3 separate regions of the Homo sapiens genome follow, and all the other regions are linked to region 1. A link is an interaction called in ENCODE POLR2A ChIA-PET data of the cell type or tissue named here. Cell type or tissue: GM12878. All regions are shown on one strand.

Region 1 (2,500 bases):
CCAATCCAGGATTTCTTCCAGAACACCGATGTTCCTCAAACTGAGGCAGAACTACTCTCTGAGCACAATTATATGCACAGCAAAAGAATAAACCTGGTGTATTTTCCTGGAGAATCCATTTAAATGATAAACATTTTATATTAAAACACATATGAATATATTATGAATAGAAGTCAAAATTCAGGCTGGGCACAGTGGCTCACACCTGTAATCCCAGCACTTTGGGAGAGCAAGGCAGGTGGATCACCTGAGGTCAGGAGTTTGAGACCAGCCTGGTCAACAAGGTGAAACTCTGTTTCCATTAAAAATACAAAATTATCTGGGTGTGGTGGTGTGTGCCTGTAATCCCAGCTACTCAGAAGGCTGAGGCAGGAGAATCGCTTGAACCTGGGAGAAGGAGGCTGAAGTGAGCCAAGAAGGCGCCATTGCACTCCAGCCTGAGCAACAAGAGTGAAACTCAATCTCAAAAAAAAGAAAAAAAGAAGTCAAATTTCACAAAAATGTTTATAATAAAAAGAAGCCTTCACAAAGATTCTATGCTTGAGATGAGCCACTGTGGTCTACTTTCCCCGACCTCCTAGGAACATGGTCAGTCTGAGGAAGGCAGGGGATCTTCAGAGGTGACCTGGGCAAGCAATGCAGTACTCAGTGCATGCAGCTACTCAACGGCATTGGCTCACTCAGAGGTGATTGGGGACTGAAATGTATCAACTGAAGCCACAAAGAGCTGGACTGATAAGAGGCAATGCAGAGCACTCCAAAATACTGTGACCTGACAATGTCTGCTAGTCTCATTGGCTTCCTTGAGAAACTGGGTGGGCACAGTGCTGCAATAAAGGGGAGCTGGATGTTCTCATGGGATAATAAAATGAGAACTGATGTGGTGTTGCTGTGTCCCTACCCAAATCTCACCTTGAATTGTAATAATCCCCACGGTGGAGATCACTGAATCATGGGGGCGGTTTCCCCCATACTGTTCTCATGGTAGTGAATAAGTCTCGAGAGATCTAATGGTTTTATAAATGGGAGTTCCCCTGCACAGGCTCTCCTTGCCTGCCAGCAATTAAAACATGACTTTGTTCCTCATTCGCCTTCTGCCATGATTGTGAGGCCTCCCCAGCCATGTGGAACTGTGAAGTCAATTAAACCTCTCCTTTATAAATTAGCCAGTCTCAGGTATGTCTTTATTAGCAGCATGAGAACAGGCTGTGTGAGGGAGAGCTAGAGCGAAAGCCTGAGCTCTCCCTTCACACAGCTCCTTCTACACAGCTCACTCCTCCACCTCATTCAAGTCTTCACTCCCAGGACACCCACTGAATGGGGGCCTCCCCACCCACCCTAATTAAAATCACACACTACCCCCATGCTACCTCTGTTCCTTAGCCTGCTCTATACTTTTTTTTTTTTTTTTTTTTGCATAACACTTACCATCTTCTAACATACCAGGTAATTTACTTATTTATAATGCTTATTGCCTGTCAGACCCCTTCTCACCCAGTTAGAATGTAAGATCCCCAGGCCTGTTTTCCAATGTAAACCAAGTACCTAAACAGTGCCTAGCACATAGCAGGCACCCGATAAATACTTGCTGACTGATGGATGTACTCATTGGTTTTTATTTGGATGGCTTTAGGTCTCAGCTTAGCTGCTACTTCCTTTGAGAAGCCACTTCTGACCAGCCAAGCTGGAGGTGCCATTCCAGTCATATCACTCAGGTGATCTGCATCATAGCATTTATCTCTACCTCTCATAGATTCTCATAGATTTGTTTATTTTCTCTGTCTCTCCACCTCCCTGATCCCCAACTTCACAAACGTGGAACTTTGTCTTGATTACCAGGATGTCTCTGGTACCTAGGACAGTGCCTAGCACATGGTAGATAATAAATGTCTCTGGTCATCAGCTGGAGGGCTGGCTGCCTCGTTCTTGATCCAGCAGCTTGAAAGAATTAAGGGGACTGAGACCATGAGTGATCTGAGTTTGCTACTTTGGGAGAAGCTCCTCTACCTCTACCAGAATGAGCCTTGGTGCACCCTCCACACACCTGACATGGGGAGCATTCCTATTCTCTCCTTCAGTCTGCCTTGTTCATCCCTCTGTGCTCCTATGAAAAGGTATTTATTGAGTCCATGATCTATTCCAGCAGTCTTCAAATGGACTTCCCAAAGGTACTAGAGCAGGGACAGTTTCACAAAAATGAGTTTCTACATCCTCAATTTCCATATGTACTAATTCTGAAACTGCCTGAGAGCCTTTGGGCATCAACAATATTCTTTCACCCACTCTACAAAAGAAAGTCACACCACTCATATCTCAAATCTTAATATGGTGTGCTACACTAAATGATTCCAAATACTGGTTGGGGGAAGCCTTAGCACTTTCTGTCTCTCCCTGTCCTGCAAGCAAGTCTGTAAGAGTAGGGTTGGCCAGTCCTGGGTAGTTCTGAGTTCAGGACAAAGTAGTACATATAAGTGATGTGGATTATCTTTAAATAACCACA
Region 2 (2,500 bases), 1.1 Mb after region 1:
ACACCTATGGACACACCTCTTACTTAATGTGATGGAGGAGGGAACCGATCCCTGCTAAATCACATAGGAGGGGAGCTCAAGGAGGGAACTGGGGGTCTAGAACCATTGTCGGATCCTGCCTTGTGGGCTCCTCATACCATTGGCCTCTGAGACATTCCAAATGAAGCAAACATGAGATTTATCTCCAGCTACTGCCACTCACGTCTCCAGCCCTTGGCTTATTCCAACTCTGAAGGTCAGGTCAACAGCAATTTGAGGCAGTCAGCTTGGCAGGGGGTCAGGCCAGATGCACTGTACTCTCAATGGCCGTCACTGGGAACAGGCCACACAAATCCAAACATAGGGCCAAGCCAGTGAAAGCCCTTCCTGGCTCCTGAAAAGCAGAAGCACTCACTTGTAGAGAATGTTATCATTATAGCCTCTAATGGCAGATAAAATGTTTTTCTTCATAAAACTGACTAACTCTTATGGAGACCAGACCCTTGGATTTACTTACTGGTACCATTTTAAGGCAGCATAACAGAGTGCTTGAAAATGAGTTGGGTTTGAGTGTTAACTTATTGACTGGGTAAATTTAGATAAGTCAGTTAACCTCACAGCATCTCTCTTTTCTCGCCTGTAAAATGGGGACATCAGATTTGCCCTCCCAGGTTTGATGCAAACTTTGGTGTCAACTGTGAGATCTAGGTAAAGGGTTAAGCCTCACTATGTTGGTTATGATGATAATGAATGTGACTGTGAGAAATGCGTTTTCCATTCCTCATGTTTTGGCAGAAGGAATGGGATTTTTATTCTAATTCCCAGGGATAAAAAGACGGGAGGATCATTTTTATTAGCTTCTCTCTGTCCCTTCACTCGCTCCTTCCAGCTGGTGTGGATGTGCCTGATGCCCTGCTGAGAGGAGCTTCATTAGGAGGCATGGCTGGGCCAGGTGGCCAAAAGTAGTTGATCATTAAATCTTCTAGCTCCTGGTTTCTTGAATACGAGTCCTTTGCATACTGAGTCATCTCATCATCTGTGAACAAGCTGTCATTTTACTCTCACTTTGTGGGGAAAACATTTTCTAAAATTAGCCATTCAAGTTTATCCTAATTATAATTACAGCATTACCCAAAAGCCACACCTGACATGGGCAGAGATTCCCCTGATGGCTTTAAAATATCCCTTCCTCTGAGCTAGGAAAGGAGAATAAAAACAGTGGAATTAATTATTAAGAACTTAAGATTCACATTGGATGGCTTTACCATGTCTTTGCTAAAACCACATGAAAATTTATTTTTACCTCCTAAAGATCCATGAAATTTAGAGGGACTTTATGAGGATAAAATGAGATAAAATATGAGAAGCACAGTGTCAGGCATCCCTAGCAAGTTTTCAATCAATGTTGATAACAACAACACGGTCAAGGTTGTTACAGTAAATGATAGGATGATCATTTACAAATGTTACAAGGAAGGCAGCCTGCTGGGGGATGTAGAGAAATTCAATGAGGAAACCTGTGCTGAAGGTGCCATTAGGGGTGAATTTCATATCCATAAACAACTGAGTAGCAAAGATTCTAAATTAAGCCTAATCAGTGTTTCCCAAGATAGTGTTCCAGAAAACAGTATTTTAGGATATGATAGTGGATGGCTTGCAGAAAGAAATGAAAGCATTCTACGGTCAAACAAGTTTGTGAAAATGTGTGCCCCGGCGGCTCCCTTTCTTGGGAGATTCACAGGGCATGTTCCGTTTCTACAGCCTGCGACAAGCCCTGTAGGAAAGCACGTGGATTCCCTTGGTTTAACTCCACTTCTCAAACTACTTTAGCACCCGGACTCTCCATTCTCTACGCTGTTACCAGAGAGATCTCTGCAAAAGACAAACATGATCTTCCCACCTTCTTGCTTGCAGCCGCTTGATGGCTCCCCATTGCTCTCAGGATAAAGTACAATCTGGTCCTCACGACCTAGGTTTGGTTGGTTTGTGTGGCCCGGGCCCCAGATGTCAGCCTTACCTCACTGGGCATAGTCTCTCTCTCGGTACTGCTGTTCACATCGTGAATGGACCCTGGTCCTTCCTGCCACAGGGCTTTATTATTATTTTTTAATTTATTTTTATTTATTTATTTATTTATTTATTTATTTATTTATTTATTTATTTATTTATTTTGAGAGGGATCCAGCTCTGTCACCCAGGCTGGAGTGCAGTGGTGCAATCTCGGCTCACTGCAACCTCCTCCTCCTAGGTTCAAGCGATTCTTGTGCTTCAGTCTCCTGAGTAGCTGGGATTACAGGTCCGCACCACTACATCCAGCTAATTTTTGTATTTTTAGTGGAGATGGGGTTTCACCATGTTGGCCAGGCTAGTCTCAAACTCCTGACCTCAAGTGATCCGCCCACCTCAGCCTCCCAAAGTGCTGGGATTACAGGCGTGAGCCACCACGCCTGGCCTGCCACAGGGCTTTAAACAACTTGTCCCCTTGGTATGGAGCATTTTCCTTGTCCCCCTTTTCACGTTG
Region 3 (2,500 bases), 140 kb after region 1:
CTTAGAGACAGGGTCTCACCTTGAACTCCTGGGCTCAAGCGATCCTCCCACCTTCGCCTCCCAAAGTGCTAGGATTACAGATGTGAGTCACCACATCCGGCCCAAATAGTGGATATTAATGTGAAAGTGGAGACTGTGTTTAATTTAACAGGCAAAAAAAATCAACCCATTAAAAATGTCAATGTACCTTCTTCTCTAATAATGGGAATATGAATGCTGGGTTGCCTAGAGTACTAGTTGGCTAGCAATAAAATATGGGCTGAAATACACTTCTCTTTACTCAGAGAAGCCCACCCATTGTCAAGAAGTGGAAGGGAGGGGAAAAGACAGAAGGAGTTATGGACTGTGGCCTACCTCACCAAATCCATTCGGCACAAACGGGTTTCTCCTAGTGGCCTAAGAACATCAGATATGTGGAAGGAAACATACTGCCTGATATGGCTTAGATCTGTGTCCCTGCCCAAATCTCATGTCAAACTGTAATACCCAGTGTTGGAGGTGGGGCCTGTTGGGAAGTGATTGGATCATGGGGGTGGAATTCCCCCATGCTGCTGTTCTCATGATAGTGAGTGAGTTATCACGAGATTTGGTTGTTTAAAAGTGTGTGGCACCTACCCCACACCCCTTGCTTCTGCTCAGGCCACATAAGATGTGCCTCTTTCCCCTTCGCCTTCTGCCATGATTGTAAGTTTCCTGAGGCCTCCCCAGAAGCTGAGCAGATGCCAGCATCATGCTTCCTTAGCAGCCTGTGCAACTGTGAGCCAATTAAACCTCTTTTCTTTATGCGTTACCCAGTCTCAGGTGTTTCTTTATAGCAGTGCAAGAACTCCTAGTGGCCTAAGAACATCAGATATGTGGAAGGAAAAGGAAACATACTCTTCTTTAAACTTTTGAGTGGTTTGTACTCCATCCCTAATTTAGACCGCTTTTTCTTGGGGCAGAAAATTAATTTTCCATTTTTTAGTCTCTACCCGACTCATCTGGTACTATGCACACAGCATGTGCTCAGTAAATGTTTGACCAACAACATGACTGTGCTATTGATTTCCTTTTACATACAGTGCCTAGCAGTAGGCAGTCAAAAATGTGGGTCAAAGAATGACTAGTGTATTACAATCCGACTTATTTCTGATTCCCATTCATGTATACTAAAGAATGTGAAAAGGCCAGAATTTCCTATCAATTTATTTCCATGTGGGTAATTCTATGAGGACTGTATTTTATTACTGTAAGCTTTTGTTATGAGTCATAGATACCTGAAAATGTAAGAATATACCAGGAACCTCTTCTCTTTTTTAACTCCCATTGTCGAGAAGTGAGAGTGTGCTCTTTCCCCTAACCATTCTCATCCCGCCCACTCCATTAAATATTATCTAAAGGCAAAAATCCCCCAAATGTTTCGCTATGACCTTGTGTATCCAGTTGTCTACTTGACACCTCCACTGGAGTTCAATAGGCACTTCAAACTTAATCTTTCCCAAACCAGACTCCTGATCCTCTCACTCCCAATTTACTCTACTCAGCCTGCTCCACTTCTGTAAATGGTACCACCATCCACTCAAGTCAAAGACTTCAGGGCTCCTCCTTAATTCCTCTCTGTCCCTCACACCTACTGTCCGACCCATCAATAAGTACTATTGCTCTTCCTCTACATCATCCCCTAACCCATTCGCCTCTCTCCATCCTAACCACCTCTACTCTCTTCTACATCATATCTTGCTTGGACCCCGGAACTTTGCTTCATCTTTTCATCCATAGAGAGGCCTTCCTTGAACACCCAATCTAAAATTGCTCCCCAGAGTCTATCACATTGCCTAATTTCATGTTTTTCTTAGCATTTATCATTACCAGTTAATTTTCTTATTTGTTTGTTTTTTTATTGGGAAGGAGGATATTTTCTGTCACTCCCCATTAAAATGCACGTCCATAAGAGTAGGGACTCTTAATGTCTTGTTTGCTTCTGCATTTCCAGTGTTTATTTATAATAGAGTTTGACACATAATAGGTGCTCAATAAATAGTCATTGAATTAAGAAATTAATGAATCAATTAGTGAATAAGCCTAATGTGTATTTGAACGTGAAAGATGAGCAGAATGCAGAACAACACAGTTTTTATGTAAGTAATAGATTCATTGAGACTAAATTTAAATTATCCAATTTCCTTTGACAGCTCCCACCCTAATATTTTTTAGTTAACAATCATTGAACATTTATTACATGCCAGAAACTGGACATTTTTTCACATATTAGCTCACTGAATTTAATTCCATCCTTGTACAGCCTTATAAAGTAACTATAACTAGTTAAGTGGCAAAGCCAGGATTCAAATAAAAGTCAGGCTTATTCCAGAGTCCCAAGCTTTTTATTACCATATTAATATGAATGTTCCTTTCAGATTGGCCAGATTCCCTAGAACACTCATCCAGCAAAGTAAGGTCAGGGCAGCTTAGCCTCAATGTAGAGCCCCATGGCTCTCCCCTAAAAGGCTGCAGCATTTGT

The links. Peaks named below come from ENCODE experiments on the same cell type or tissue, not always from the same donor. Only the 100,000 strongest peaks of a DNase experiment are listed, where the experiment ranks them.
Region 2: POLR2A ChIA-PET joins it to region 1 with 6 read pairs; 1 of 35 experiments calls an interaction of 5 or more read pairs at or near these places.
Region 3: POLR2A ChIA-PET joins it to region 1 with 7 read pairs; 1 of 35 experiments calls an interaction of 5 or more read pairs at or near these places.

What each region holds. Positions count from the first base shown.
Region 1 is chr12:93,806,897-93,809,396 of GRCh38, reverse strand. All of the region lies in intron 2 of CRADD (CARD and death domain containing adaptor protein), which reads right to left. Among named protein-coding and RNA genes, the nearest start is that of CRADD-AS1, 70 kb to the right of the region's middle. In GM12878, no CTCF peak of the experiment used is centred here; a DNase peak (open chromatin) is centred at 981.
Region 2 is chr12:92,672,451-92,674,950 of GRCh38, reverse strand. No RefSeq gene overlaps it. Among named protein-coding and RNA genes, the nearest start is that of PLEKHG7, 29 kb to the left of the region's middle. In GM12878, no CTCF peak of the experiment used is centred here; a DNase peak (open chromatin) is centred at 1,020.
Region 3 is chr12:93,667,850-93,670,349 of GRCh38, reverse strand. No RefSeq gene overlaps it. Among named protein-coding and RNA genes, the nearest start is that of CRADD, 8.3 kb to the left of the region's middle. In GM12878, no CTCF peak of the experiment used is centred here; a DNase peak (open chromatin) is centred at 1,299.